3 separate regions of the Mus musculus genome follow, and all the other regions are linked to region 3. The links are chromatin loops, found by intact Hi-C in ENCODE. Cell type or tissue: heart. All regions are shown on one strand. Links, peaks and the distances in the headings refer to the core of each region. The heading gives the core; the rest is flanking DNA. Region 1 holds the start of Pcolce2 (procollagen C-endopeptidase enhancer 2). Region 2 has its middle 10 kb from the start of Gm25582. Region 3 overlaps Pcolce2 (procollagen C-endopeptidase enhancer 2).

Region 1 (9,957 bases), core at 730-8,729, 50 kb after region 3:
TCAAGTTTCCTGTAATTTATAGTTTCTGTAAGCAAAGCCTCAGCTGTTCTTCCTGGCCACCCACACCAATTATTCCTCAAGTCAAACTCTGAGGGGGCCACTTTTACAGCCGACTTTTCTAGAAAAGAGAGAAATTGTTTCTAGTAATCATCAGGTTCTATCTTTAATTCCACCATGGGAATTATAAAATGAACAAGTAAGCTGAAAATCTCAAGAACTATTGCATCAGTGGGTCCAGGTTTGCGCTGAAGTTATCCTGAAGCTAATAATGGGCTGGTGATGTGGATGTCGGGGCTGCTGGGCAGCTAGAACTGCAGAGAGTTGGGTGGGCTTTATCTCAGAGGCCACTCAGAGCCAGGCTCACACCTCAGACTCATCTCCTCCAGCTCACAACACTTCTAACCTCATCTTGGCTTGACTAGGAGGATGCTGGAAAGGTTTCTGGCCTATGTCCTAGTGAAGCACTGAGCTCACCACACTGGCCGAGACCCTGCCGACAGGTTTACTGCTACACTACTACTCCCTTTGAGGATCTCAGATGCCTCCCATCATCCCCTGCATGTTGTCTCAAAAGAGTACTGTTACCAAGTGTGGTGGTAGCGTGCCAAGGTCTGGAGTTTCAAGTTTTGCTGCCAGGGCTTGGTGCACCGCTCTCATGCTTCAATATGGACGGAAGAGGTTGACTACACCCCAGTCTCACTATGTCAAATCAGCTTGGAAGATTAATTTCCACTTTTCAAAGGACCTTAGTTGTTAGAATCATACTCAATTCTTGTCCCTTACCATAGACATAAGGACTATGTCATTTAATGCAGACATCTGTGTGGCTAACTTCCTGTAGAAGTTAACTCTACAGGAAGTTAAGAAGCACACAGTCTCCTCATGGATTACCTAATACTGAACTGTTTCCTAACTCTCAAATCCTCTGATTTAATGTCTAGCCATGCATTTTTTAAGAACGTGCTCAGCCAAATTAATTACTAAGACCTAGTCAACTAAGGCCACCACAAGTTGACAGAATGATAAGGGCGACTTAACTTAATCAAGTCATCAGCTGTGGTGGCCTAGTATCAGCTTCCCCATTGACAGGGCAGGAGTACAACTAAGTAGTCAGGAGCATTTCCATCTGCAATGTCTTTACACGGGTAAAACTAATCCCTAGAATTCTCTGGAACTGTGCATAGGACACAGACACACACACAGACACACAGACACACACACACACACACACACACACACACACACACACAGAGAGAGAGAGAGAGAGAGAGAGAGAGAGAGCCATTAAGCACTTAAAAGGTGGCTATACGATTAGGAAATGAAAGTTGGTTAATTTAAATAATCAGAGAAGACAATGTGCTGAACAGCCCTGTCATACAAGAAGTTGCTATTAAAATTTAATATCCTAGACTAGAGGCTGGAAATGTACTTCAGTTGTACATCAGCTGAGCTCCAGGGAGCATCCAGGTTTTCAGTACCAGATTGAGACTGCTAAGGTATCTGGCTTAGTTGACTTTAAAACACACACACACACACACACACACACACACACACACACACACACACATTATTGGTTTCATTCCTTCTGGGAACCCTGTATAATACAACTGGCTTTGAGAAAGTCTCTCTGGACTGCCTTGGGTAGTCACCCAAGAGGACATCCCTGCCCAGGACAGGAGCCACAAAGGGCAGTGGGCCTCTCAGCTGGAGCCACAGCATCCTAACTGCATGCATGCCTGCCTATGAAACACCAGAAGGTAAGAGATGACATATTTCTTCATCTTTGCCCTCCCAACCTCTTCGAGTCCAGGACTCTCTACTCAGGCTTTTGGTTGGCTTCAGCTCCATTACGATCCTCGGCTTTAACTTCCTGTCCAGACAATGGTCTTTGTTCCTTCTGTCCCAGCCTCCTTGAGTTATTAAGGCAATTAAACACGTTCCCCACCCTACCACTTAACACTCCACACTCACTCCACCACCACACCCCTATGCCTGTTTTTTGGATCTTGTTTTCTTTTTTTTTTTCTTTTTCTTTTTCTTTTTGGCAACTGCATTTCCTCTGAGGCAAAGCTCTCTCTAGTCCAGAAGCCCCTCCCAGTGGACACACCCCTCCCTCGTCTGATGCCACAGCAACGTGACTGCTAAGTCCTCCAATACACAACCAACCATGGTGTTTGACTTGCTAGGCACACGATGACTCTTTTTGACCTTGCAACTGAGTCACAATTAAACCACAATTATAATAAGAAACCAAGTCTCTTTACATTTGTTCCCCAGCCTTATGTCACATTTATTAGCATCAGTGTTTCAAAGCTGTTTCTGGAACGTAGTCTCCCCTAGCTCCATGTGCTATAATGATAGAATGAAATCTATATCCATTCACTAGAATTTTACAAGAGGGCATCAAGGCACACAAAAAAGCAACGTTTTATATTATAGAGGGGTCCTTCTCTCAAATCCGCCTGCCAAACTCAGGTCTTCACTACAGGTAAAGTTGGGCTTATCAAACCAATGTCTCTGACTAATTTGCTTGACCTCAGCTTTCCTACAAAAAGTAGAGGATATAATGGTCAAAGTGATTCTGCAGGTTCGCTGAAATGCTTGCTAATCACCTGGCATGGTTAAGTGTCTGGCACATAGTCCTTCAAATGTGATCTGGGGCTGGGTATGTAGCTCAGTGATAGAGCACTTATCTAGCATGCATGGGGCTCTGGGTTCAGTCCACAGCCACAGAAAACACATACATGCAATGAATCATAACTGACTAAATGAATACTTTTGGTTACCAAATAACTTCCCAGGAACAAGAAAATGAAGATAGCAACAAAATTTACAGCAGCAGTGACCAGAAAGTGTGATTCAGGCGACTTTTATTTCATTAATTATGTCTGTATCTGGTTTCCTGCCTTGACTGCGGCTAATACAGCCCACAGTGAGCACCATGGGAATTTTATTAAGCCCTCATCACTAGCATCCTCCATTCTTAGATGGCCTTTAGTGGTGGTTCCTAAGAAGGGAGAGCAACTGGCAGCAATGGTGGTAACTGTTGTTCTTTTTCTCCGGAGTATGAAGTAGTCAAAACTGCTTTGATCGTTTATTTCCCACAGGGAGTTGTGTGGGCATGAACAGTATCTAACTTTCAATGGTGTTTACACCAGACCTCTAACTAGAAACAGCCTTAATCAGGAATTCAAAATGACTCAATCGAGTCAGGCACGAGTTGTCAGAAACTTTGTCAGAAACTCGTGCTTGAAGGGTTTCTTCCTTCAACCATCATCTTGAGCCCTCTCTAATCGCTATTGCAGGACATCCCCCAGGTCTCTTAATAAACCTCCCAGATAGGTGAAGTAAATCCAGCATTTCACGTTTTCTGGAATCTGCCACTAACCCAAATCCTGACACCAGACGCAAATGGCATCCGTGTGTACTGTTTCCAGTAGCCACGTCCAGAAGAACACCTTTAAAATAAATGCTTACTGTGATTTTCCAAGTACATTTGCTATTCGGAGGGTACATTCCAGGAAAACCTTCACTGCCAATAAATCCAGACTCTCCGGTAAGAATGCCGCCACATGTGAAAACAGGTCTGTGAAAATAAGAGAGAGAACGTTTACATTGATCTGCAGCCTAACAATCTAATGTTAATTCCAAAAAGGCATACGTGCTGATATAAACGAGTGAATGTTGTTTAATAAAATCTTTCACCAGAGAAAAGATCTGAATGCTTGCCATCTCTTAGAATATTTAAATTATAGCCCGATAACGCACTCGCCCAAATTCATCATTAAGACAGACCATATACGTGCAGCTATAGTAAAATATCCCACTCAAAAAGTTATATAAAAATTGAATGAGTTAACGGGAGAGAGTGGGAGAGGTATTGAGAGTCACTCTGGCAGAGCTGCATGGTTTAAAAGACATGGTAAAGATTAAGTTTGTCTCCAGATTTAGAGACAGGCCTTGTTTTTTCCCCTTTCTGGAAAACTTGGGTGTCTCAGCGCGCCCCGGGAAAAGGGGAGGCAGCCGCGGTTGGAGGTGATGCGGGAGTTAGCCATCCTGTAGGTGCCTCTGGCCAGGCACTAGGCTGTTAGTGAGGAGTCACTTAAAGACCGGCTCCCCAGGTTAGTCTTAGATTGGCCAAGCTGGGAGGAAAAGCGCGGGGCGGAGGAGGGCGCATATTCAAGCATATTCAAGCGCTAAAGCGCCGGCGCCCAAACCGCTGGGAGGCAAGGCAAGGGAGGGCGAGCCGCGCCACGTGGTGGCCCGGGAGCCGTAGGGCCAGCGCTCGGGGGGGGGAGCACCGCAGTCCGCGGTGGCGCTGTGCGGGTTCCCGGGCGCGGGGAAGGGAGGGCGGGGGACGTTACCTCTCTGGCGTCTGCGGCCGGGCCATCCGCGCGGTGGCCAGAAGCAGGCAGAGCGGGATGCAGGCGCTCGCGCCCCCCATGGCCGGCAGCTCACTGCAGCATCCCGCCGGGCGCCCGCAGCCAGGTACAGAGTGCGCCGCGGCCGGCAGGAGGGCGGTTTTTGAAGGCGATCCGGGCGGACTCCACGCCTAATTTCCCCAGGGGACGCGCCCTGGCAGCCGCGGGCGGCGGCTGAATGTCCCGTTTGTTCTCCAGCGGGAGGGGCCACAGCCTGTCCCCTGGGCGGCCGCAGGGGGGAAGGGAGCCCCGCCAGCGGTACCCAGGACCAGCCTTGGTTTTCCGGGGTGGGGGGTTGCCCCCAGCTGCTCTCAAGTAAAACTGCTGGGGAACCCGGCTCCTCCTTTGTGTTCTTGGAATAGCAGTCCCAAGGGGCAAGTAAAGAGATCCTTCCATAGTGGACTTCCAGCCCTTAACTCTCGCTTTAAATACACTCGCGCTTGAGCCTGTGTGCACCGGAGTGTAACAATGGCTAGAGAGATGATTTTGTGGGCAGATTTCAACATGCATTTGCAAGCAAGCGATTTGTGAGTGAATTGTTGTTAAATGTCAGATCCTCTCATCTCACCACCCACGTTAGGTTGTGAAAACGGTGTTTCTCTGCAGGCACCTCTGTTTTTTTTGAAGTTTTCCGAACGCCGGAAAAGGAAACGTTATTGATGAGTTAAGATTTATAAACTATATCCCCGAGAACGGTTCTAGCATCGAGGCTTTATTTAACTTCAGAAAAATTTCATACTTTTTTTTTTAACGTCACCAGAGAGTCCTAAAAGACCACCAAGAGCAGAATGTACTCGAGACTCATGGGAGCTACAACTTAACTTGAGGGTTTCATTAACGACGCGCCTTTTGCATTACATTCACCTTTATAAGAAGAAGAAAAAGATAAAAGAAAACAAACAAAGAAACAAAAACAAGGCAAGGCAAGACTTGTCAATACCCTAACTCCAGGGCCCGATAGCGCAGAGAATAAGAGGACTTGCCTGTGGTTCTTTCAGAGGACCCAAGTTCATTTCCAGCACCCCATATCAGTCAACTCCCTGGGACTTATTACCCTCATCTGGCTTTTTTGGGCACACACACAAATATTTTAAAGATTTAATTTCTAATAATGAACTTGTAATCTTAAGAACTTAACACTCCGGCAAGCAAATAACAATGACTACAGGCAATAACCTAAAAGTCGGAAAACCTACCAGTCGGTGGTGGTGCACGCCTTTAATCCCAGTACTTGGAAGGCAAAGGCAGGCAGGTCTTTGAGTTAAAAGCCAGGCTGGTCTACAGAGTGAGTTCCAGGACAGCAAAGGCTACACAGAGAAACCCTGTTTCAGAAACAAGCAAACAAACAAACAAACAAACAAACAAACAAAACAAAACTGGAAAACCCAAGGACCTGTCTAGGAACCAGAGTCCTCTTCAGAGTTTAGATTGCCTTAGCATTTAAAACAAGTTTTAATAGGTGTTTTGCCTACATGTATATATCTATGCACTCTGTGTGTGTGCGTGCGTGTGTGTGTGTGTGTGTGTGTGTGTGTGTGTGTGTGTGTGTGTGTGTGTGTGTTCAGTGTACACAAAGACCAGAAGAGGGTGATAAATCCCCCTGGAACTGGAGTTCCAGACAGTTGTGACCCATCTCGTGGGCGCTGCACCATCTCTCTATGCCCTCCCTAGTCCCAGCATTGGGTTTTCTGTTCTGTTTTGTTTTCATTTTTTAAAGTTGGTGGGGGGCAAGAACCTTACCAGGAATTACAACTTTAAAAAAAAAATCCCTAAATGTACCACACCCTGTACGACAGTTTTGTAAAAGGAATTACAGACTTGGCAGCAGATATTATATTCTGAAACTTACACCCACAACTAAGTAAAAATGTCTTTAGAAGAGCCAAGAAGAAAATAAGTTGTTTAGTTTATACACATTTCCAGAATGAGCTATCAGAAAACTCAAGAGTTTGTAGTTAGTTTATTACAAAGTCACAGTTTGGAGTTATATGGTGAAAACATTGCTCTTTTTTTTTTTTTTTTTTTTTTTTTTTTTTTGCCTAGTAATACTCTGGAGTTTTCATGCCTGAAAATACTTCCCCTGTAGGATTTTAAAATATAAAACAGTATTAACCATGAATAAATAGAAAACTGCTTGAGTGTAATTATGCAGCAGTGTTTTCTTTTCTTAATTTACAGATCAATGCCTGTGTTTGTTTCCTCACTGGAAAGTAAAAGGTTCTAACATGGGTCAGTCTGTTGTTGCTGACACTCATAAGAAAGACATTGATCTTACCATGTGATTTTAAAAGTTTATTAAGAACCATGTTGTTTGCTCTTTAAAAACACATATTTGACCTGGAACTACAGTTCTGACCAAAATTATAAACCGTAAATGTCCTGAGATGTTTAATGTGTTAAATTTGAGATAGACTCAAGGGACCTCTGAAGGAGTGTGTACACGTCACATGCGTGAGATCGGTTTCTGGTGTTTTATGAAGCAGAGTTGGGGTAAGAAGCTACAGGACAGCAGGCAGTAGTAGCTAAAGGGAGCTGCTGAGAGACAACAGTCTTGTGGGTAGGTCATCTGAAGGATAGCGGAGTGGAGGGGCCAGGAGTCCTCCTTCTCAAAGGATGAGTTACCCTTGCCTGGCTGTGCAAAGAGTCATGGGAACATGAACAAAATCACCCGTGAACTGACCACTTGCAAGCGTAGCATGGGCTCTGTAGGGTATTGGCATCAAGTGGGCCATTGTGTCTGTTGCTTCATCTCTGGTTCATTTACCAACCTTGTAGACATCTTAGAATGCACCGTAAATTCAACACAATCACTCACGAGACAGCATTAGCCCATAAAAGATCCAGCATTAAAAGATATTGACCAAAAGGAGACGGTGGGGAGCTTTATACGGCGACTGAACTTAGGCTACTTCAAGAACAACTGAAAGAAGCCAAAGGAGGTGGCTGATGAAAAGTCTCCAAACTACGATGACTTTTGTCTCCCTTCTCTCCCTTTGGATTGGACTCAGGGTCCCAAGACATGCTAAACGTGAGCTTTACCTCGGAGCCACACTGCAAGCTCAAGGGAATGCTTTTCAATACCAAAGTATTATCTATTAACAGAAACCTGTGAGACAGATAGACCCCTATGGTGCTTTTTCAAAAGTGAGTCTCTTGACTTTTTTTTACACCCCATGAACATACACACACACACACACACACACACACACACACACACACACACACACCTGCAACAATCAAGTTACAAAGAGAAAAGAAGGTAAAAATCTTACCATTTTGTTCAATCTGTGACTGGCTGGCAGGGTTGCTTCCAGCCAGAGGCAGAATATCACAGCAGGAGCCTGAGGGGAGCCAAACTGTTGGCCTTACAGAGGGAGGAAAGAGAACAAGAGCCAAGAAGGGACCAGGATCCATCTACCTGCTTAGAGAGGGGTAGACCCTCAGTTACCACCCACAGGACCCCTCCCTTTGACAATAGCACAGTGGGCTGAGGGTCTCGGCACTCAGGCCCTTGGGGACCGCTCCAGATACAGACAGCAGCAGTGAGAGTCACAAAGCAAAGAGAAGACTTGTCGTGTAAAATGCGGTTTCATCAGGAAAGTTGTGTTTTAAAAGTTTATGCTGGGGCTGGGAAGACGACTAAGGAGTCAAGGGAGAATCTGAGTTCAAATCCCCACCACCCACGTAAAAGCTGCGAGGACAGAAGGGAAGTCAGGTAGATCCAGGGGGCTCCCTAGCCAGCCATTCTGAGACCGGGAACTCCAGGTTCAGTGAGGGAGAGAGAGAGACTCTGCCTCAAAAAAGTAGGCAGCGTGTTATTGAGGAAGACATCCTGGTGTCAACATCTGGCCATACATGGAAGTGTGCATGTACATATAAACAACATAACACACACACACACACACACACACACACACACACACACACACACACACCAAAAAAGTTCAAACTGATCCTGTCCTTGTGCGTGATGAGAATTAGCGCTGGTCTGAAATATAACAGACATTTTGTGAAAATGCAAACCAAATTTAATATTCTAATCCTTAGTTTCATATTTTAAGATAAAGCCCACCAGAATGTTTCAATATCTGCCATAAGTATGTGGAGCCTGCTTTAAGAAAATAAGAGGCTTTTCCCACACAATTAACTCCAAGAATGGTATGAGTGCCTCCTGATTATCTTTTTTTCTTTTAACTTGAGACAAGGTTTAATTTTTTTTAAAGATTTATTTATTATATGTAAGTACACTGTAGCTGACTTCAGACACACCAGAAGAGGGCGGCAGACCTCATTACAGGTGGTTATGAGCCACCATGTGGTTGCTGGGATTTGAACTCAGGACCTTCGGAAGAGCAGTTGGCGCTCTTAACCACTGAGCCATCTTGCCAGCTCAATTTTTAACCTAGGTTAACCTAGAGTTCACTATGTACTCAGGTTGACTATAAGTTACAACAGTCCTCCTGCCTCAGCCTCTGGAATGCTGGACTGTCTTTATGGGTGATTGATGTGAGCAGGCCCAGCCCACCATGAGCAGCATTACCCTGTGTGGGACAATATGAGAAGGCCGCTGAGCAGAAGCTATGGGGACCAACTGGTAAACAGTGATCCTCCTTGGCCTCTGCTGCAGCCTCTGCCTCCAGGGTCCTGCCTGGACTGGTAACTGGAAATGAACATCAAATAGACCCTTCCTGATTCTAAACTTATTTCTATCATGGTGCTTATCACAGCAAGAGGAAGCAAACCAGGAGACACGACTTCCTCTGGTCATCTTGAAAAGTGCCAGGAAACCAAGCCTACCAGGGCTTTGGATGGGCTCAGGAGTGTGCGTTCCTGGACTCTCCCTCTCGCTGTTTTAAGCGCGCCTGGAGGAGCTCAGGTGTGCTCTGGCACCAACTGTCCCTCATTGATCTCCAGATTTATACGTGTTATAATATGAGGAAGCAAGGGGACCTGGAAAACTATCACTGTACAACCTAAGTTCATGATAGTGAAACATTCTTACTATTCCCATAGTATTTTTAACTCTTCAGAGCTTATGAAAGTGGGAAGTCTTTATGTTCTTGTAGGGATAATATGATAGTTGAGTTTTGACACTAATAATACAGCCTTTCAAAATGTCTTTGTTAGAGCAAGCTTTTTTTTTCTGTTCATTTAGCCTCTGGGGTTATTATTGTTATTATTATTCTGATGCGGGAGGTTGAACCCAAAGCCTTGCGCCTGCTACTCAAGAGATCTGCACTGAGCAGCATAATCAACCTCTAAAGCCATCTTGAGAAACAATATCAACATGGAGGAACTTTGTTGGCTTTGAATTTTATGCAATACTCAGTCAGTAGATACTCTGTGTTCTTCCAATTTTACAATTAAAAATTCACTTAAAAATTGTGTTACTAGCCAGGTGCAGTGGCATATATCTTTCATCTCAACACTCTAGAGGCAAAGATGCAAGCCTCTGTGAGTTCAAGGCTAGACAGGCCTACATAGAGAGATCCAGGAGAGCCAAGGCTACATAGAGAGACTCTGTCTATATGTATGT
Region 2 (9,957 bases), core at 877-8,876, 74 kb after region 3:
CAGGGATTGCACCCAAGACTCGCCTGTGCAAGAATGAAAAGATCAATCCCAATTGAAGACGACTGAGTTCCATCTGAGGGTTGCTCAGCTGAAGTGTGTCAGGACAGCAGTTCTGCCTCTCCTCCATCTTGTCCAGCTGCCCTCCAACCCTCACAGGTGTCTTTGCTGTCCAGACTCCTCATAGACACTATGCATATACTCCATTTAGGAGACTGTCTCCTAGGGAACTTGACTCTAGGCCTTGAGAGAATGTGCTCTTGGCCCAATATTGGTGGCTCTCACTTCAACTATGACCTCCACAGCTTGGATCTTCCTCTGAAACTGTTGGAAGCAACTTAGCAGCTGGTTGCTTGCTCCAGACTGTGCTGTCATAAAAGCTTGTGTTAGCCTTGTAGAGAGCTGAATACTCAAGGAGTGGCCACCTCACACCCTAGCTGCTGTCACTGAGGCTGCAGCGGGTCCTGGCTCTCCCTGAGCCTGGAGGATGACTCTCTTGCCCCAGCTCCCAGTACCTGCACCTGTCTAGGTCACAGTGATAATATTAATTCTACAGGTCTAGAATAAGGCCACTACCACACAATTTTTTTAACCAAATTTTAAGTAAGCATTAAATACTGGCCAAGGCGATGGACACCGTCCAGGATCGTTGGGCACCAGTCTCATTTTGCAGAGGCTTATAAAGACAGACCCATAGGGCTACATATTTCCCACAAGGTCCAATCAGGGGCAAGCGTACATCCTGACACTTCCTGTCTGCATCCCTCCTGCCTACATGTGATCAAGCACATCGGGTGAAATTGGGTCAAAAAACTTGTTTGGGAAAGCAAAAACCTGTGGCTTGTTGTCTTACATAAGAATAGCCTCCTGCCTTTCAGGAAGTATCTGTCCTTGGGCTAGTGGACATTTATATTTTATGGGTCTCCTAGGCACAGTAATTAAAAGTTAAAACATAACGTTAGCTCTCACAGTAACCAAAAATGTGAAGTGATGTTTGTTCCCTATGGGAAGATTTTAGGAGCAGCACCAGGATCATATTCAATGGCCTCCCAATTATTACTTCAGTCTCTCCTTCCTGCAAAGTGAATACCCTTGGAGAAACTCTCTCTCTCGCTCTCTCGCTCTCTCGCTCTCTCGCTCTCTCTCTCTCCTCTCTCTCTCTCCCTCTGTGTGTGTGTGTGTGTGTGTGTCTGTCTGTCTGTCTGTCTGTCTCTGTCATTCCTGACACCCCCACCCTGTCTGTTGCTGAGGCCCTGTTATGTATACTTGTGAGCCACTAATTGGCCAGCTTTATCCCCTCAGCCCTTCTGTAACCTCTCGAGACTCCTCCACTCCTTTTGCGTCCCTCCATTACCCACCAAGCTCTGCAAATATTGACCATAGCAGGGAGCAGGGATGAGTATGCTACGGGAAGAGCTGTCTACTTACAGAGAAAACACCCAGGGAATGTCTTGCTATTTACCTCAGAGGAGGTAGAAAGTTGGACACACCTGCCACCCTTGCCAATTCGTCTGTAAAATGGGGACTCTTCGTTAAGCTGATTAGACAATTAATTATATAATACGTGCATATAGAGCACTCAGCCTGGAGTAGCCTCATAAATGGTATCTGTGCCAATGACTAGGCTTTTGCCATTCAGTCTAAAAGCACTGGGCTCTGCTGGGGCTGGGGCTTTGCAGGGCACGTTTCTGTTTGATCAGCTGTTCCCTGGGGACCCTGGTGATGAGGAGACTGGAAGAGTGTGAGGGCTGGAGGTGGGAAAAGGGCTCTGCTCTTCCCCGTGGGCTCAGATCAGCCCGTTCCCATGAACGTCACCTCGGCCATGTTTCTTCCACCCCTTGCTGGAGCAGCTTCTGAATCTAGCTGGACATTCCCCCCTCATTGCACCTCCCCGGTACCAGGGTACTGTTACTCCCATCCTCAGAGGCCCTAGGTTACTCTTCCAATTCCCTACCCCATCTCCCCACTTGGAGGTGGGGTGGGCAACAATTGCTTCCTGTAGTTTCCACCGCTACTACTCTTCCGTGTCCTTTTTAACTGGTTCCGTTACTGCGTTAGCCTTATACCTAGTTGGCAAATTTTGAAGTACTTAATTTTCACTGCTCAGATTACCGGTCTGCGTTCTGTCTCCTGATTGGACCCTGATGGGTCCATTACATAAGGGAGAAACGGAGCTTCACACTGGTTCAGGATTTCCCCAAGGTCACAGAATTTGTAGGTACCTCTTGGGTGTTTACATCCAGGTATACTTGGTCCCAGAAAGTGCTCCCACCTTCTCATTCCACTGGCCTCACCCATCCAGCCCCATCGTAAGTTCTACCCACCACCCGGAACTCTGGAACTGTGGGTAAAGCCACAGCCGCAGTGCTGTGACAATGTCTCCGAGGGCTAGGTTCTTCTCGGAGATCTATTTGAGAAAACTATCTGAGCCAACTTCTGAATTTTTCATCAAGTAAAAAGGGATAAGTCCTAAATAAGTTATAAAGGGATATTGATGTGTTTTGTAAAACCAAGGATATGTTTTATAGAGCTCACTATGGTGCAGTAGGAGGGGGTACCTCAGTGGGTCCATGCTAAGGCACCCCCCCACCCCGAGGTACCAATCACAGGATGGGTCTAGTATAGAAGAGAGTTTATTTGGGGGGCATGGGAAGAGGAGTTGAGAAGGGAGTAGAGACAGAGGAAGAGAGGAGAGAGGAAAGAGAGAGAGGCCAAGAATAAGTGGAGAGAGAGAGAGGGAGGAGAGGAAAGGGGAGAGAAGGAGAAGGGGGTCCGAGGGAGAAAGGGGACAGAGTCAGAGATAGAGGGGGAGAGGCCAAATAGTCACTTTTATAGTAAGCCAGGCCTACCTGGCTGTTGCTAGGTAACGGTTGGGCGGAGCATAGAAGGAATGCCAACATTTACAGCATTATCTTCATGGAAATGAATTTACACCCCTGACCCAGACTTCTGACAGGAAACAAATAAAACAAAAAGCAGAGAAACAAAACCAAAACAAAACAAAACAAAAAAACCAACCAAACAAAAAAAGAATTCAAAGTAGGAATATTTTAGTTTCACTTGTATTTTCAAAATAGTTTCACAGAATACTTTTTGATAGAAGACAGGTAGAGAGAAGGAGGGAGTGGAGCCAAAAGGGAAATCAGGGCACCAGTAAGTTATTCTCTGTTGACAAAATGAGCCAGGTCAGGCCGGATTAGAGTATATAAAGCCAGTTTTATTGGGAAGCATCTCTCAGTCAAGTTCACTGACCACACAGGAGCAGGGCAGTGAAGACGCCTTGGGAGGGGAAAGAGAAAGAGAGAAAGCATTCAGAGAGAGAGAGAGAGAGAGAGAGAGAGAGAGAGAGAGAGAGAGAGAGAGAAAGGAGGAGGAGGAAGAAGAGGAGGAGCAAAAATCGAAGAGCTTCTAGAGGAGGAAAGCCCAGTCCCTAGACTTGGAAGTTCAAGGCAGAAGGTAGGGTACGCCAGGCAGCCCCTGTAATAGGTAGGGACTGAGGGATGCTGGGAGAACCTGGGGCCGTAAAAGATGCACCTCAGCCATTTGTCCTGGGTCTGAATCCAGACCCACGGAGAGGGAAGGACTGTTCGTCTTCAAGGTGCTCCTCCCACAAGGTAACCGACTGGGGAAAAGGCACGCCGGCCGGCATTGCTGAGAAGCTGACCAAAGCAGGGACTATTACTGCATTTTTAAAACTTTGGTGTGAATATTCCCGGAATTCGAACTCCCTTATAGTGCCATACAGATGGGATTTTCTGTGAAAAAAATCTCATCCAGCACTGTAGCAGAAAATTCAGTTTGTATTGTCATGAATGTCTAATTGGAAATGGTGTCTAAAAGAAAAACAAGTGAGCTGTTAAATAATCATTGTCAAGAAATAGTAATGTCGGTAGACAAGTGGAAAAAGCCATGTTTGCAAAAACAGAGGACACCGTCCAAGTCCCAGGTCATTACCAAGGAATGAGGGCAGAGTCTCACTGTGGGCGGTGACATGGGGCTATTCTTGTGATTCTCTGCTAGGAAAAACAAAATCAAGTACACACAGAAAGAGTCCTTTTCACAAGTTTCAAGAACCAAAGCCACTTAACTTTTGTGTTGCCAAAAAGAATGTTCCTAGGGGCAAAATAATCACATATATAATTACTTTATATATATTAAAAAATTGATGCTTGAAATGATGCCAATGAGTTGAACATTAATAATTTACTAAATAGTTAATGTCCAATGCATGCCAAGAGAAGCAAATGTTCAAATATTCTCCTCAGTTTCATGCTTCTCTCTATCATTCCAACATCTTGCTTCTTCACTAATTGATTTTTTTCTTGGAGGACCTTATGCTTTATATTTGGTAAGTCATTTCTCCACCAATGAAATGAGCAAATTCAAGCCAGATTTTATACACACACACACACACACACACACACACACACACACACACAGAGGTTTATTGGGAAGCTGCTGCTCTTGGGTGGATTTACTGGCCTCAAGGACCAAGGTCAGAGAAGCCACAATGGGAAGGGAAAAGGAAGGGGGAAGAGAGAAAGCAAGAAGGAACACACACACACACACACACACACACACACACACACACACACACAGAGAGAGAGAGAGAGAGAGAGAGAGAGAGAAGGATAGAAGAGAGGGAAAATTGTGGGCGGGGTATGCCAGGTAGGGACTGAGGGATGCTGGGAGAACCTGGAGACCAGGTCTGTTTTGGTATGTAAAATATGTGCCTCAGTCCCTTGTCCTGGGGTCTGACACCAAACAATACTGCTTACTCACTACATTTTAAAGACAGAAAAATGACAGGATTAGATGATCTTTTCACCAAGCTGACAGCTTCCTCCAGTGCATATTTCACAATCCTCTGAATGACGATTATTGAGAACCTTGTTTATGTAGTTTTAGCTGTGTAGTAGTTGAAGCCAGGGTCTCAGAAATGCTAGGTAAAAATCTATACCACGGAGCTATCAGAAACAAAAGCAGAAAGAAGCCAGTAGTTGCAATACAGCGTCCTGCTTAAGACAACTGGACACTTGGCTAGGTGATCCGGAAGCTGTGTCTTTTGTGATGGAGATTGGTAATCAGTAAAGTGGCATAAGTGGGCGGGGCCTGGGGCGGGGGAATGGAGCTTCATAGAATAAGTGTGGAGACCCAGAGCGTCAGGGAAAGCATGCCCTGGCTTTGGTTAGTGAAAAAAGAAAGGAAGGAAGGAAGGAAGGAAGGGAGGGAGGGAGGGAGGGAGGGAGGGAGGGAGGGAGGGAGGGAGGAAGGAAGGAAAGAGAGAAAGACAACAAAGAAATAAAGAGAAAGGAAAAGTTACAATAAGAAAAGCAGGCAGCTGGCAGAGCTGAGGCTCTGCAGTGCTGCCCGACAGAAGGCGTGTGAGTGGCTTCCTCAAGGGAGCGGCTTCTGGGAAAGAAAGATGCATTATCTCATTAAGAGGAGAGCTAATCCTCCATTCTCCATAACATGACAGGCCTAGCAAAATTAACTCCTTTTTCTTTTCTTTTCCTTTTTTTTTTTTTTTTTTTAAAGATGAGTGTCAATATGTAGCCCTGATTGTCCTGCCATTCACTGTGTAAACCAGGCTGGCCTGGAACACACAGAGATCAGTCTACCTTTGCCAGGATTAAAGGCATGCAAACACCTCGTGCAGCCTGAACTAACTTTTAAAAGGTAGAGAGAAGAGTAAGTAACATTCCGGGTTAGAACCCAGGTAGAAGCCAGGGCGTGAAGTAGAACTTACATCCTATTCTTTTGTCCTGGTGGAACGAGCTTTGCCCTAATGAGCCTCAACAAAGCACAGATATGTCCAGTGGGAGAGGGCAAGACCTGCAAGAGTTTGTTTGCCAAGCTTAGGGCTACCAGAGCTCTTCAGCTGGGCCTCAAACTCAGGTTTTCTAGAAGAGTAGCCAATTCTCTTAACCACCAAGCTGTCTCTCCAACCCCAAGAGTTTTTTCTCCTTTAGTTTAAATCAATGGGATAAGAACCTTGAAAAGCCCAGTTTTGTTTCTCACTGTGTTCTGTTTTGTGGTTGTTTGCTTTGTGTTTTAGGCAAGGTGTTACTAAGTAGCCTTGATTGGCCTGGAACTTGTGGAGTCCAGGCTAGACCTGAAATCAGAAATCAGCATGCCTCTGCCTCCAGAGTGCTGGGATTCCAAAAGCTGGCACTACCAAACCTGGATTGAAAAATCTGGTCTTGAAAGAAGAGAACACCAGGAGAGAGATGGTTCTTCTCTCTGAGTGCTCTGCTAAAAGTTATCTTACCGGTGTCAGGTATCAGTTACAATCATCTTAATGCTTTGTAACATTGCTGCTTTTATTATAAATAGCAAGGGAATGAAAATGAGAAGCGGCCACTCCTGGGTATGGTAGAGGAGAAAGTTCCTGTTGAAGAGGTGAAGGTGAGCAGAGCCAGACGCATCCGGAATGCTTCAGACTGAACCCCACCCAGAGAGAAGAGGGGGTGGGGAGAGAGGGTCTGGAATGGCTCAGACTGAACCTCACCCAGAGAGAAGAAGGGGTGGGGAGAGAGAGGAAGACAAGAGAGAGGGAACGGAGAGAGCACATGGGAACCAAAAGAACCAAGAGGCCAAGAGTGGAATCAGGAACCAAAATGGCTGAGGTTACATAGGGAAGAACAGCTGGGGGAAGGGAAGTGAAGCTCGGGGGATGGAGAGGTTTAGGGCAGGGGGTGGGGTGAGAAGTGCTGGGCGGAGCCACTGGTACTGAGGGATGCTGAAGAGCTGGCCATCGCTGCTTTGATATCTTAATAGGTATCTCAGTTAGCCCTTTGTCTAGAGCTTCTCTGAAACCTAACAGAAAGCTTATCTAGATTTCAAAATGTTACTGTTTGTTGGTGTGCATCTCTTGTCATCTCCACCATAAAAGGGAAATTTAGCAGAAGTACTTGATAAATGTATGCATGCATCATTTTGCATATATTACATAGCAAAAAGCCTTGAAGCGGTGCCTGAAATAGAAGGCTATCAGCCAACAGAGGGTTTGCTTGTATGAATGGCTTTGACTTCCGTTTCAAATCGCCACTCAGATTAAAAATGCAAGTGGGTGGGATTATCTTCCATTGGATGTGATGTTCAAGGGAAATACCTTACCTGAGATACTACCCCCATATCTGTGGAGATAAGTCTGTCCCCAGTAATGATCAGCAGCTAGGATATGAAAGAGTAGAACTGTCACTCTCCCTTGTCAACTTGACATAACTGGGATGAGGAAATGTCAGTTGAGGGGTTGCCGCCATAAGATGGGCATGTGGCCATGTCTGTGGGGCATTTTCTTGACTGCTGGTTGATGGAAGGGGAACCAGCTCACGCTGGGTGGTACCCTCTCTAGGCAGGTGGGCCTAGGCTGTAAGAGAAAGGCAGCTGGGCAAGCCAGTAAGCAGTTCTTCAGTGGTCTCTGATTGAGTTCCTGCCATGGCTTCCTTCAGTGATAGACAGTCACCTTAGACAGTAAGTTTGCTCAGGGGCAGCTGACTCCAATTTTCTTTTTGGTTCAACAATGTTAGATTTTGATCATGCCCTTAACTAAGAGTTGTTGTTGTTGTTGTTTTGTTTTCCTCAATAATCTAGTGAACTACACATTGTAAATTGTCCTCATTGTTTTGAGACTTGACTGTCCATAAAATGTTTCATGGTATGTTGACCGTCTTACTATAAACCCATAACATGTCTGACCATAAATTCATAACACATACCTTTTCTATGATCATAAAAATCACTGCAAAATTCTAGGGTTTTTTCTTCTTCTTTTTTTAATAACTTGCTTGTTTGCCATAAAAAGGTCTTTCTGTTTCTGGTCTGGGCTGCTTCCATTCTCCTATACTTGAGGAGATTATAACTCTGGCCTGGCCATAAAAGTAAAGTTTTTGCCTTGCAACATCTTGGTGTTAGCACCTGGTTTTTGACACTATAACAGCTTGTAAGCCGAAGTTTCTTTTCAAAATTGCTTTAAAAAACAAAGAAGAGGAGGAAGAGGAGGAGGAGGAAGCTATGACTTTTACAATGAATGTGGACATGTCCTGTCCAACAGGACCCAGTTATTTGTGGGTACGAGGGGAACTGCAAACCTGCAAGAGAAATGGGCGGGAAAGAAGAGAGAGACCAAGGAGGATTCCTGTCAAGGTCTAAGTTTATTAGGCTGAAAAGCCAGGTAATAAGCACACAGTGGGGGGAAATAGGGAGGGGCTGAGGGGGAATTAACCAAGAACAAAGAAGCAGGCATCTGGGGATAAGAAGGATGAATTCTGACTGCAGGCAGGAGGCACTCTGAGTCTTATCCCAGGAATGTAGATTCCTCCTCAACAGCCCGGGGTGTCAAGCTGGGCTCAGCACATAACTCAGGTCCTTATAAGTCTTGGGAGTCAGGAAGAGATAAGGAAGAGGGGACTATAATTCAAAATTTTAGGGTCTTAGGTGTCAGGAAGGGATAGGGAGGAGGAGGTGACCCGGCTCCTAACACAAGGCCATTTGGCTTGTTAGGGTGGGAAACTGTGAAAGGCTTACTTTCTCACGGTATGGTCTCCAACATGGACAAGCAAGGTATACTGGAAGGTGGGGAAGTAGTTTCAGGGAATTCATGGGGATCCCCAGTGTATTAGGGAAACATGCTTAGTCTTTGGTTGGTAGTAGAACAAAAAAAGAGATAAAGAGACAGAAGATAAAAAGTTATGGTTCTTGGAGTTGGGATTCAGAAATGCAGACAAACTCTGCCATGTTGCCTGATAGAAGCATTGTAAGCAGCTGTACCAAAGGAGAGCTTTCTCTTAAGTAAAGTACGTTATTAAGGGGTATTTAGTTCTCCCTTTCTTAGGCTGTCCTTGGGTGGACCTGCTTTCCTGGAGGGGTAGATTCTTGGCAGGTGAATGGCAGGCCGATGTGGATTAATTCTTCAACAGAAGAGACCACCGTGTATGTGATGGCTAGTTTTCATTATCTACACAATAATGTGATAGAGACTCTCAGTGAGGGCTAGTCTAGATTAGGTTGGCCTGTGGGTGTGTCTGTGGAGGAGAGCCTTTGTTTTGTTGCTGTGAGAAGACCCAGTTTAACCATGGGTGGTACCGTTCCTTAGATAGAGTATCCTGAACTGTAAAGAGAGGAAACAAGGTGGTTGCCCATGATCATGTATTCATTTCTCTCTGCCCCTGACTGTGTGGATGCGGCCAGCTGCTTCGCTTTCCCGCCACCACAGACTTCACAAGGAAGGAAGTTACACTGTAACTTAGAACTCTGAGCTAAAATAAACTTTTTCTCCCAAGGCTACTTTTTGTCAGAGTGTTTTATCACAGTAATAGAAATGAAACAAAGAAAATACTATTTTGGGTAGTTTAGAAGGTTATGTTTCCACCCAGGGCCAGAGGTAGAACTCGGATTCCATTCTTTTGACCAAGAAGAAATAGTTTTGTCTTGGTAGGCTGCTTTGGGTCTGACGTTGTTTAGAGATTCACCAGATTAATAAATATTAATAAATAAAAGGGTTTACTAATGGCCAGGACCATGGATACGAGGCTCATGCTCAGAAAATGGCCTGAGTTACTTTAGTCAGAGCCCTTAAGGACAAAACTCACAAGGCTACATACTCCCTGCCTTTGTGCATTCAGAAGCAAGCATGTGCCCTGACATACTTCCTGCCTATATGCAATTAAGTATACATCTTGTACGTTTAGGGCAACCAAGCTTGTTTACAAAAGTGAAAACACATGGTTTGATATCTTACATGAGCAGTAGCCTCCAGCATTCCAGGAATTTATCTGTCCTGGGCAAGTGGGGCTTACAGGTTAGAGGAGTTTTTGTTCTATAGATCTGTTAAGCATAGTAATTTAAACGTGTAACATTAACCATCACAGGGCCTCCTCAAAGCTCAGAGTACATCCACCTTTTCATAGAGTAATGTAAATCCTAAGTGGGGGCTTTCTTTCTAGTGTTACTCATGGA
Region 3 (9,957 bases), core at 788-8,787:
ATCAGCATTTATTTCCCCGAGCCACCAAGCTTACCATTGCAGTGAAATAATTATGAACCATGCAAGAGACATTCTCCATGCTACCAACTACTGTTCTTCCTCACGGAACCCAGGCCTCTCTACAGACTGTTAAACCTGAGATCAAAGATAATCCAAATATAGTCTCATTCGCTTCTTTTAGAGCAGTGGGTCTCGACCTTCCCAGTGCCGTGACCCTTTGATACAGCTCCTCACGTTGGGATGAACGCCAACCATAAAATTATTCTTGTTGCTACTTCATGACTGTAATTTTGCTACTGTTGGGAATTGTAATGTACATATCTGATGTTTCTGATGGTCCTACATGACCCGAGGAAAAGATTGAGAACCACTGCTTTATATGTGTGTGTGTGTGTGTGTGTGTGTGTGTGTGTGTGTGTATGTGTGTGTGTGTGTGTGTGTATGTGTGTGTGTGTGTGTGTGTGTATGTGTGTGTGTGTGTGTATGTGTGTATATGTATGTATGTATGTATATGTATGCATGTATGCTTTACATTATAACAGAATTGACCTGAGTGCCCAGCTTAGGGGGGAAAAAACACAGAAAAGCTGCCCAACAAATCTGAAGTGACAGAGCGCAGGCTAATTCTTCACAAGAGGAATCAGTTGGTGTTCTCGTGAGGGAAAGAGGAGCTTTCTTGGTGTGCTTAAAATACACAGCTCTCTAGTTGTCAATAGCACAGGGACTTAGGAGTGCTGCTCACGTGTAAAGTGTTAGGTTTGATTCGAGGCGTCACTAAGCTGTTTATTTTGAACCCGGCATTGGCTCTCCTTAGGATCTCAAGAAGTAAACAGTTATCAGTCCCATCCACTCAGAGACACAGTTAAAAGTATAATTAGACCCACAGTTATTCTCAATTGGCGGTAACTTTGTTCTGTAGGTAACATATGATGAGCATAGGAAGCGTTCAAGCGGCCCCGACTAGGGAGGCACCAATGGCATCTAATTCACAGCTTTAGCTGTCTGTGCTGGTTGGCCTTTGACAACAGGACACAAACTGAACCCTATCTTGGAAGAGGCGATCTTCACTGAGAAAATGCCTCCGTAAGACTGACATGCAGGCAAGTTTGTAGGACATCTTCTTGGTGGATGACCATGCACTGTGGATGGTGTCATCTCTGGGCTCACAATCCTGGGCTGTTTAAGAAAGCAGGCTGAGCAAGCTTAGAGGAGCAAGCCTGTAAGCGGCACCCCTCCATGGTCTTCGCACCAGCTCCAGCCCTGACTTCCCTGGGGGATGGACTACATATGAAGAAATAAATTCTTTCCTCCCCAAGTAGCATTTTGGTGATGATATTTTATCACAGCAACACAAACCCTAGCTAAGAGTCCCTTGCAGCTCAGGTGGGGCCCTGTAACTGAATGTGAGCTGCCACAAAAGGCTTGGCAGTGCTGAAGGGTTTCCTGGATGCACAATGGCTAGAAAATTAATTCAGTTTCAAACACATAAGATATCTAGATCTGAGGTGTGTTCGGCAGTGCTTGCCTGTGCTGCACTGTGAACTGTAGCCTTGGGGTTCTGAACACAGACTGTCACACAGCCCTCCCACCAGCCAACACGGCCTGAAACACCTCTGCTCAGATTTTAGACGACTGCATGGGGCAGCTGTTCAGTTTTTTACTGGAGCTGTAAAGCCTCCTGCCCTAAAACACAGAAATTAGTTTTCTCTAAAGGAGTCTCACTGGGGAAACAAACCATTCCTAAGGGTGGGTCACAAGCCAGCAGTAGATGGCTGACATAAAAGGAACTCAATGGCGGCTTGCAGGGTCTTTGTCTCCTAACGTTGTCAGGGGGTTGTTTTTAAACCTTACAGATTTGGTTTGTTTTTTTTAATGAGATTTATGAAAGTGTGTGTCTCTCTGTGTCTCTCTGTGTTTCTTGTGCTTTTTCTTCCCCTCTTTGTCTTAAACATTTTTTTTTGAAGACTTCAGAAGCATTGTAGAAGGATGAAGCTATATCTTTATGGTACTGGGTAGTCCTTTGTCAGCTGTCAAGCTGTGCCACAAGCAAGAGACAGCCAGGAAAAGAGACTCTTAATTGATAAAATGCTTTCATCGGACTGACTGGAGGCGTCTGTGGAGGCATCTTGTTTTAAGTGTATGAATGTTTTGCCTACATATATGTCTGTGTACCACATGTATGCCTGGTGCCCAGAGAGGCTGGAAGAGGGGATTGGATCCCCTAGAACTGGAGTTCCAAACAGTTGTAAGCCGCCATGTTTATGCTGAGAATCTAACCTAGGTCCTCTGGAAGAGCAGCCAGTATGCTAACCATCTCTGAGCCCCTGAGCCATTTCTCCATTTTTCTTGATTATTAACTCATGTAGGAGGGCCCAGGGCACTGTGGGTATGAAGCCAGTGAGCAGCGCTCTTCCATGGTCTCTGCCTCAGCTGCTGTCCCCAGCTTCCTATCTTGAGCTCCTCCCCCATTGCAAGCCCATGACTTCCCTAAGGGATGGACTGCTACTGGAAATGTAAGATGAAATAAACCTTTCTACTTCAAGTTGAATTTTTAGTCAATGTTTTGTCATGGCAATAGACAGTGAAGTAGTTTCCAAACAGATTGTGGGAAACTAGCTTTTCAGCCTTGGGATGTTTATCTGGGAGTGTGTGGGTGCCCTGAATTGATGCTTCCTGCCTTCCAATATATCTCTGCCCTCTGGTTTTTAAGTCAGAGACCACACCATTCCACCTAGCTCATTTTGTGGTCTTTGTCTCAGTTTCTGCACTAACAAACAGCCCTTGGCTCAGTCTTTCTCTTATGTATTCTTGCAACAACTCCAAGGGTCCACCATCTTCATGGATGACCCAGTTTCATACTCACTAGGGACAATCCTCTGTTGCATCTGCCACTCAAACCCAGGCTCAGATGTCCTCATGTGGGACCATGTGTTGCCTTCTCTTAAATGGCAAATTTAGATATCCCGATATCCAGATGTCTTATTTAGGGTGTCCATTGCCGTGAAGAGACACCATGACCAAGGCAACTCTTATAAAAGAAAACATTTCATTGGGGCTCAATTACAGTTTCAGGGATTTAGTCCATTATCATCATGAGAAGCATGGCAGCATCCAGGCAGACATGGTGCTGGAGAAGGAAATGAGAGCTCTACACCTTGATCCACAGGCAGCAGAAGGGGACTGTGTTCCACACTGGGTGGGGCTTGAGCATAGGAGACCTCAAAGCTTGTTCCTACAGTGACACATTTCCTCCAACAAGGCTATACACCTCCTAATAGTGCCACTCCCTGTGGGCGACACATTCAAACCCATGAGTCTAAAGGGGCCATTCCTATTCAAACCACCACACCAGAAGAACCTCCCTTCTTTCAGGATCATTTATTTAATCCAATGGCTATCTCACTCTATCACTGGAGCGTCCCATGGCTTCCGGGAATCAAGGCAGGTCCTCTGGAAGAGCAAGTGTCTAAACTGCTGAGCCATCTCTCCAGCCCTGGAAGCCCCATTGCATGTCCATGACCTTTAACTCTGCATAAACTTCCCTCTCTGGCCTAGAAGTCCAGCCGTCTGCCTGCATGACTTGTCTTATAGACACCTCACTCAAGCTTTACACATGGCTCCTACTGCTTCAGCGAGCAGTAACTTCTTCCCCCCACGTTGTGCAAGCCAGGGAGCTGGGAGATACTGTCCAGTTAACCACCAGGGTCTGTCACTGTCCTCCACTCATCTCTGGACTATGTATTTATGTCAAGGCATAGTCCAGCCAAACAACCACAGAGCATGCTCATTGCCTTGATCCTTCTAATCCATTCATCTCATGGGGTCCAGGTTGCAAGTCAACAAATCTCATTTTGGATCTTTACTGAAAACCCTCGACAGCTTCTCCCTGTGAAGCTCAGTTCTAAAAAGTCAAAGCATTCGGGTCACACGGAGACAGGCGAAGCTTGAAGACGAAGCTATGGAGGCTGAAGGGGATACTTGTTGAAGGTTTTATGTGCTGTGTACAATGTGGTCTTCTGGACGTTCAGGTACGGTAATCGGCAGTCACGTTAGTTCCTGCATGCCTAGCTATATCCCAAGCACTCCCCAGGGCTGCCATGTTGGATCACACACCTAGAGATTAATGGAAGAATGATGCAGCCTATGCTGGCGTGGGAGATGCAAGTGGTGAGGTAGGATAAAGGGAGGCAAAGATGACTATGAGAAGGTCTATTGATGTCAGGGATGTGCTTGGGTAAACAAGTAGAAAGCAGGCTTGAGGCACTAGAGTGTCACAGAGGAGAGCTGAGCGTGACATGGTTCTGTTTGGGTGTCATGAAACATTTGGGAGGTAGTTGCAATCCACATTTGTAGTTTTAGAGAAAGTCCAAATTGGAGCTAAAGCCAGAAAGCCACTAGCACCATGGATCTGTCCAATAGTTCACTGTAAGAACGTTTGGTCCACTGTGCTGGGCTGGGGACACTGGACAGTAGGACACAAGGCAGTGCACAGACAGGCCACAAGGGGGCATGGATGAGAACCAGAACTCGTGGGGCATATCTTTGTTCAGGGCAAGCCTGCTGCAGGGGGTTGGGGGAGATGAGAAAATAGTAGGCAAGCAAGCTTATGCCATGAGCTGCCACTTTATCCTCTCCCTGACTTAGGGTTTCTAGTCTGAGTCCTGAATCGCCAGAGGATGGAGCAGGTGGGACATAGAGATCAATACCAGGCCCCAGCGCCTTCACCAACTCTTAGACCATGGCCCACAACTATCTCCAGCTTCTGCAATTAGTGAATGCTTTTTCTTGATTTACTCCATTGAAATATATATGTACACACACACACACACACACACACACACACACACACACATATGTATTATATGACATTTTCTGAGATACAAAAACAAAGCAAAATCTTAAACCTGGCAGTTGTTAAAAATTGGCAGGTATCAAGGCCCTAGAACATTAACCTAAAATATAATTTTATGTAATAAAATGAACACTATAAGAAGATAGGGGGCTGGGCAGTGGTGGCGCACGCCTTTAATCCCAGTACTTGGGAGGCAGAGGCAGGCAGATTTCTGAGTTCGAGGTCAGCCTGGTCTACAGAGTGAGTTCCAGGACAGCCAGGGCTATACAGAGAAACCCTAATTCGAAACAAACAAGCAAACAAACAAACAGAAGATAAAAGGGAGATGGGGAAAAAGGCGACCAGGATACCAGTCTTCAAATCACAGTTATACAGGAGGAACACTCTAGAATCCAACAGCACTGTGCCGTGACTGCTTGCTTACTGTATTACATATAAAGTAGTACGTTTATTTTATTTTATTTTTTATTATGGAGCGGTGTGTGTGCAGAGGTCAGAGTACAGGCTCTGCAGAATCAGCCCTCTTCTCCTACCTTTCTGTGGACTGCGGGGATCAAGCTCAGGTTGCTGCCACCTGTGCATAGCAAGCCCCCTTTCCTGCTGAACCTCCCCAGCCCTGGATGCTGTATTCTAAGAACTAGAAGAGGTGAGCTCAAAGCCTCCTGGTGCAAACAAATGGCAAAATTTAAAGAGACAGAAACACTAACTACTCTGGTTTCACTACTGCACATTGTATACATGAATCAAACACTGTGCACCACAAACATGTGCCAATTATTACATTAAATTAAAAACAAACAAACAAGCGAACGCTTTTGCTATGTACCAGTGAAGGAACATCGGGTTTTCAATGGTAATTCTTAAGCGGCCATTGTTTTCTTCTGTGGCTAATACAGACCACTGGCTGGCAAGCATCCTTACCTGCTTTTCACTTATCCTCGAAATCTCACTACCACCTCACACAAGTTCTCACCTGCTTACTTCTGCTTCCAGTATCTTCTTATTTTGTCTACCTCAAAAGAATTCTAGAATTCCAAGGTGTTTGTGCCAACTTCCAAACACGAGAACTTACCTGTAGTTACGGGGAGTGTGGTGGTGACGGGCGTGGTGGTGGTTGTGGGAAACTTTTTCGGCCTGAATTTGTAGTGACCAATAAAACCATCCGCTGTTAAACTTAAGTCTGATAAGAACTGAATAAGAAGTTCATTTCTCTCAGACACGATCGGCCTAGGAGAGGAACACAGGCAAAGTTTAAGTGGCACCTCTCTAAAAACGTCCAATCTTCTAGATTAACAACTTGTTGAAAAACAAAAATTCAAAAACACTTGGGGAAAAAAAAATGAAGGTCCTAACACCGTCACAAGGACCCTATTATTAGCCTCTTTTTATGAACCCAGAATTCAGTGATCTTCCTGAGGTCCTGCAATCAGCATGTGGAAACCAGGATTTGAACCTGAGGCCTAGGGACTCTAGAGACCGTGGAAGATATGGGGACTAGTGTGAATGCTGATGCTGTAGCTATTTCCCACAAGCCCTGGAGGCTTTGCCTGACTTGTGACTCTGAACTAAGTCTGTGATTGACACCAGCTGCTGGTGACGGGGAATCTGAGGGGCAGATCTGATGACGTAGGGGGCTCAGGAGACCACATTTCCTTTTTAGTGGGAAGGCTAATGTCTGCTTGCAATGGCAGCATTTTACTTATAATCCCCACCAGGGAAGTAATGATAAAAAGAGAGCAGGTGACTACTGATCGGCAGTCATAACACCATTAAGATTCCAACTTTAGTCGGAATTACATTCAGGGTTAGAGTCATGCTGATTAAGCCTCAAAAGCCCTCAGACTCTTAGGGGATGAATCGGAGGTACCGGATTTCTTAAACAATGGCAAGAATGCTGTTTGGCTAATTTTATTCAACAACTAAGTCCTATGTAGAAAAAGATTAAGTGAGTTATTTGGTTAGATTAGTGATCTGAGGAAACTCCCTTCTGGTGCAACTCGTTAGTCAGAGCACTTGGGCCTCTCCACAGCCCATAAAGAGCGGCTCACTTCTGTACACCTGCAGTGAGCAGGCAGAGCCAGGCTGGAACAGACCAGCTGGGAGAACTGTGGAAGCAAGTGGGGGACCCTCAGAAGCAGGGGGCTTGTGACCTGTACCCATCCCATGTAAATGATACGCCAGAGATTCAAGCTTTTAACAGACATGTTTTCACTTGTGTTAAATGAGGATTAAAAAATTCCCCTATACGCAATTCTCATCTACAATTACACAAAACACACTAATCTTGTTTAAAGGATAACATTGCAACAAGCACTTCCCATAGGCAGAAGTGGAAAGCCATTCACGCCTTCTACACAGGCACTTGTTCTGGTGTCTACACCCTGACTTTTCTATGAACTAACAGGGTGACATTATATCAGAAATTTGATTTTTTTTCCCCAAGGAAGAGTAACTTAGTAACAAAAGTAGATGTTTATTGTGGCGCTTTGTGGAAATACAACAGAATCTCAGTGCACTGAGGGCCAAGTGCCACATCTGCAAGTGGAGATGCTATGGATAACGAGGAATGGGGACGAAATCTGATCCAGAAATTGATGGAGAAGCTGGCTTGGGAGGCAGTGAGCCAACAGCAATAGCCGCCTCTGGCTTTAAGTCTGCAGTCTGCTCTTTGCTTGCTACTGCTAGCCAGCCACCTTGTCTGCTCATTTTATCTGCTAACTTTATTCATCTACAATCGTCTTCCTCATCTCCAGCAGCCTCCTCTACAACATAGTGCAGTGAAATTTCTTTGTATTACTGTGTGTCCGCCAGAGAGCTTCCAAGGATCCGCCGGTCTCTCTGTCCCTCATCTCTCTCCTACTGGATTGCAAGCACAAGCCACTGTGACTGGGCTTTCTCTTCGTCCTTTCAGGAGATCCAAACTCAACTCCTCACACTTACAGGACAGACAAGCACTTTAACAACTAAAGCCCCTCTGCAGCTGCGAGAGAAATTTACTCAAGGAAGGATAGTTTCATGACAAAGATTTTTTTTCTCTGCCTCCTTGGCTTTCCCAGGACCACACAGTAACCGCTTCCCTGTTTATCCTGTCTAGATGTGGGATCTAGAGCCACTGGGCACATCGCCCCAAGCCTCAGTGCATGTGGGGGGCTCCTAACTCCACAGGATGCAGAGCCCAACATGCTCTTCAGCCTAGTTTCTCTCCAGGTTCCAGCACAAGGTCTAGGCCTCAGAGGTAGCATACAACGTCGATGTACCTTCAACAATGTGTATCTTAGGAATGTGCTCCCCCTCTCCCTACCCTCCCTCCCTTCACCAGCCATTCTCTCCAAACACTTCCCGGATCAGGGGCTGGTATTTTCTAAGCGTCTTTGCTGCTTTATTGACATTATCATGTGAACTAGAACACACTTAACCCTGTTCATGAACACTGGGATGTTTATCTTCCCCATCACAAGCAATATTGCTGAGAGTATACCTGTGTGTGCTGCGGTGCTCCTGGGTAAAGAGCCTTTGACTGGCATGTGAAGACAGAATGAATCTACGTGCTAGGCCATCGTCTGTGAGGCCGGTTCAACCTTATTGCATAGTCCCGACCTGATCTCCTACGTGGGTCTACCAAATCACACTGTTTTTAAAAGGTTACTCACTGTATAGATTTCCTCTTATGAAAATTCCTTGTCATGTTTTGTGGGGTTTTCTTAACCCATTTTTAAAATTGAGTTATCTTTTCCTGAGTTCCTTTTAGTCTCTCTCTCTCTCTCTCTCTCTCTCTCTCTCTCTCTCTCTCCCTCTCTCTCTCTCTCTCCAAGACAGGGTTTCTCTGTATAGCCCTGGCTGTCCTGGAACTCATTCTGTAGACCAGGCTGGCCTCGAACTCAGAAATCCTCCTCCCTCTGCCTCCCAAGTGCTGGGATTAAAGGCAGGCACCATCACTGCCCGGCTAAAAATTCTCTTTTTAAATTTCTCTTTACGTTCTCAATCTATCTGTTGCTGATCCTTATGTGATTATGGACATACAAGTTCATTATGCGTATGAATAAGTGCAGTATCCACAGACAAGTGTGGATAAGGGTCTCAGTGGAGTACACTATCCACAGACATGTGTGGTAAACTCCTGGCCTTTCTTTGTGGCTCCATCTCCCTTTCTTTCTGTTAAAATCTTAGTCTTAATTCTCAGCTCCTTCATACTCACGGGCAGGTGAGTCCCCTTTCTCGGTCCTTTCCGCTAGGACTCAGTATTATCTCCACCACCCACAGTCTTGCCTGCCCATCTACAGCTTAGAATACAGCCGACAGATCTAATAAAATCCAGTTTCACTATTGTCCAAAGAGGAGCCATGAGCAGCTCCACGTAGATAAGTGTTTGAAAATATCTTCTAGTCGGGTTTTATACTTTTCTACATGAAAGCCTAGCACACAAGTTTTAAAGATTTATGTTTTAAAATATGAACTTTTCTATGGTCAGCAAGATGGTGCACAGCAGGTAAGGGGACTTACTACTAAGACGGATGATCAGAGTTGGAGTCCCAGATCCCATTTGGTAGAAGGAAAGGACCTGTCCACTCTTGCAAGTTGTCCTGTCACACCCATAGAGATGCTAATGGCATGTGTGTCCACACATACACACACACACACACACACACACATACAAACAAATGAATAGATAAATAAGTAAATGTAACTTAAATTAAAATAATAAAATAAGCTGTTGAATGTTGCTTATTTTCCCTAGGAGGATCTGTGTGTACTGTTGAAACAGCCCTCCCTTGTGCTAATCGGAACTCAGAACTTTGGAGAAAACCACATTGAAGTAGGTTGGGGGCTCGCCTGGATTGGTGACTGCCCATTGGCCCTGATGATGGGATGTGGGCATTTTGCCCCTCACCTAGTGAGGGTCACGCCAAGCAAGGGCAGCTACAGACTGGGGTGAGGGACGAGCATGGGGTAGAGATACCCTGGGAACTGGCCCTAGAAGTTCCCCACCCCCACCCCACCCCCACCCCACCCCCACCCCACCCCTGAATGTATTGTTTGCTGTCCTGTAATGCACCTTGCTAAAGGGGAACTTGAGCTGTCTGAGCTCTCTGTGATTCTGCTGTGTG

What was found. Peaks named below come from ENCODE experiments on the same cell type or tissue, not always from the same donor. Only the 100,000 strongest peaks of a DNase experiment are listed, where the experiment ranks them.
Region 1: a loop joins it to region 3, with 2.3 times the contacts of the local background. A loop is called at or near these places in 2 of 42 quality-filtered maps.
Region 2: a loop joins it to region 3, with 2.1 times the contacts of the local background. A loop is called at or near these places in 9 of 42 quality-filtered maps.

The regions. Positions count from the first base shown.
Region 1 is chr9:95,632,281-95,642,237 of GRCm38, reverse strand. Pcolce2 (procollagen C-endopeptidase enhancer 2) reads right to left here and starts at 4,610. Exons shown (of 9, transcript NM_029620.2): 1 at 4,365-4,610; 2 at 3,478-3,586. The coding sequence starts at 4,444. In heart, for the core only: a CTCF peak has its summit at 4,486; DNase peaks (open chromatin) are centred at 2,107 and 4,447; H3K4me3 peaks cover 1,623 bases; H3K27ac peaks cover 1,038 bases; H3K27me3 peaks cover 3,471 bases.
Region 2 is chr9:95,609,054-95,619,010 of GRCm38, reverse strand. No RefSeq gene overlaps it. Among named protein-coding and RNA genes, the nearest start is that of Gm25582, 10 kb to the left of the region's middle. In heart, for the core only: no CTCF peak of the experiment used is centred there; a DNase peak (open chromatin) is centred at 3,960.
Region 3 is chr9:95,682,808-95,692,764 of GRCm38, reverse strand. It overlaps Pcolce2 (procollagen C-endopeptidase enhancer 2), which reads right to left. Exons shown (of 9, transcript NM_029620.2): 6 at 5,925-6,079. Among named protein-coding and RNA genes, the nearest start is that of Gm39407, 19 kb to the left of the region's middle. In heart, for the core only: a CTCF peak has its summit at 4,503 (motif pointing right); no DNase peak of the experiment used is centred there.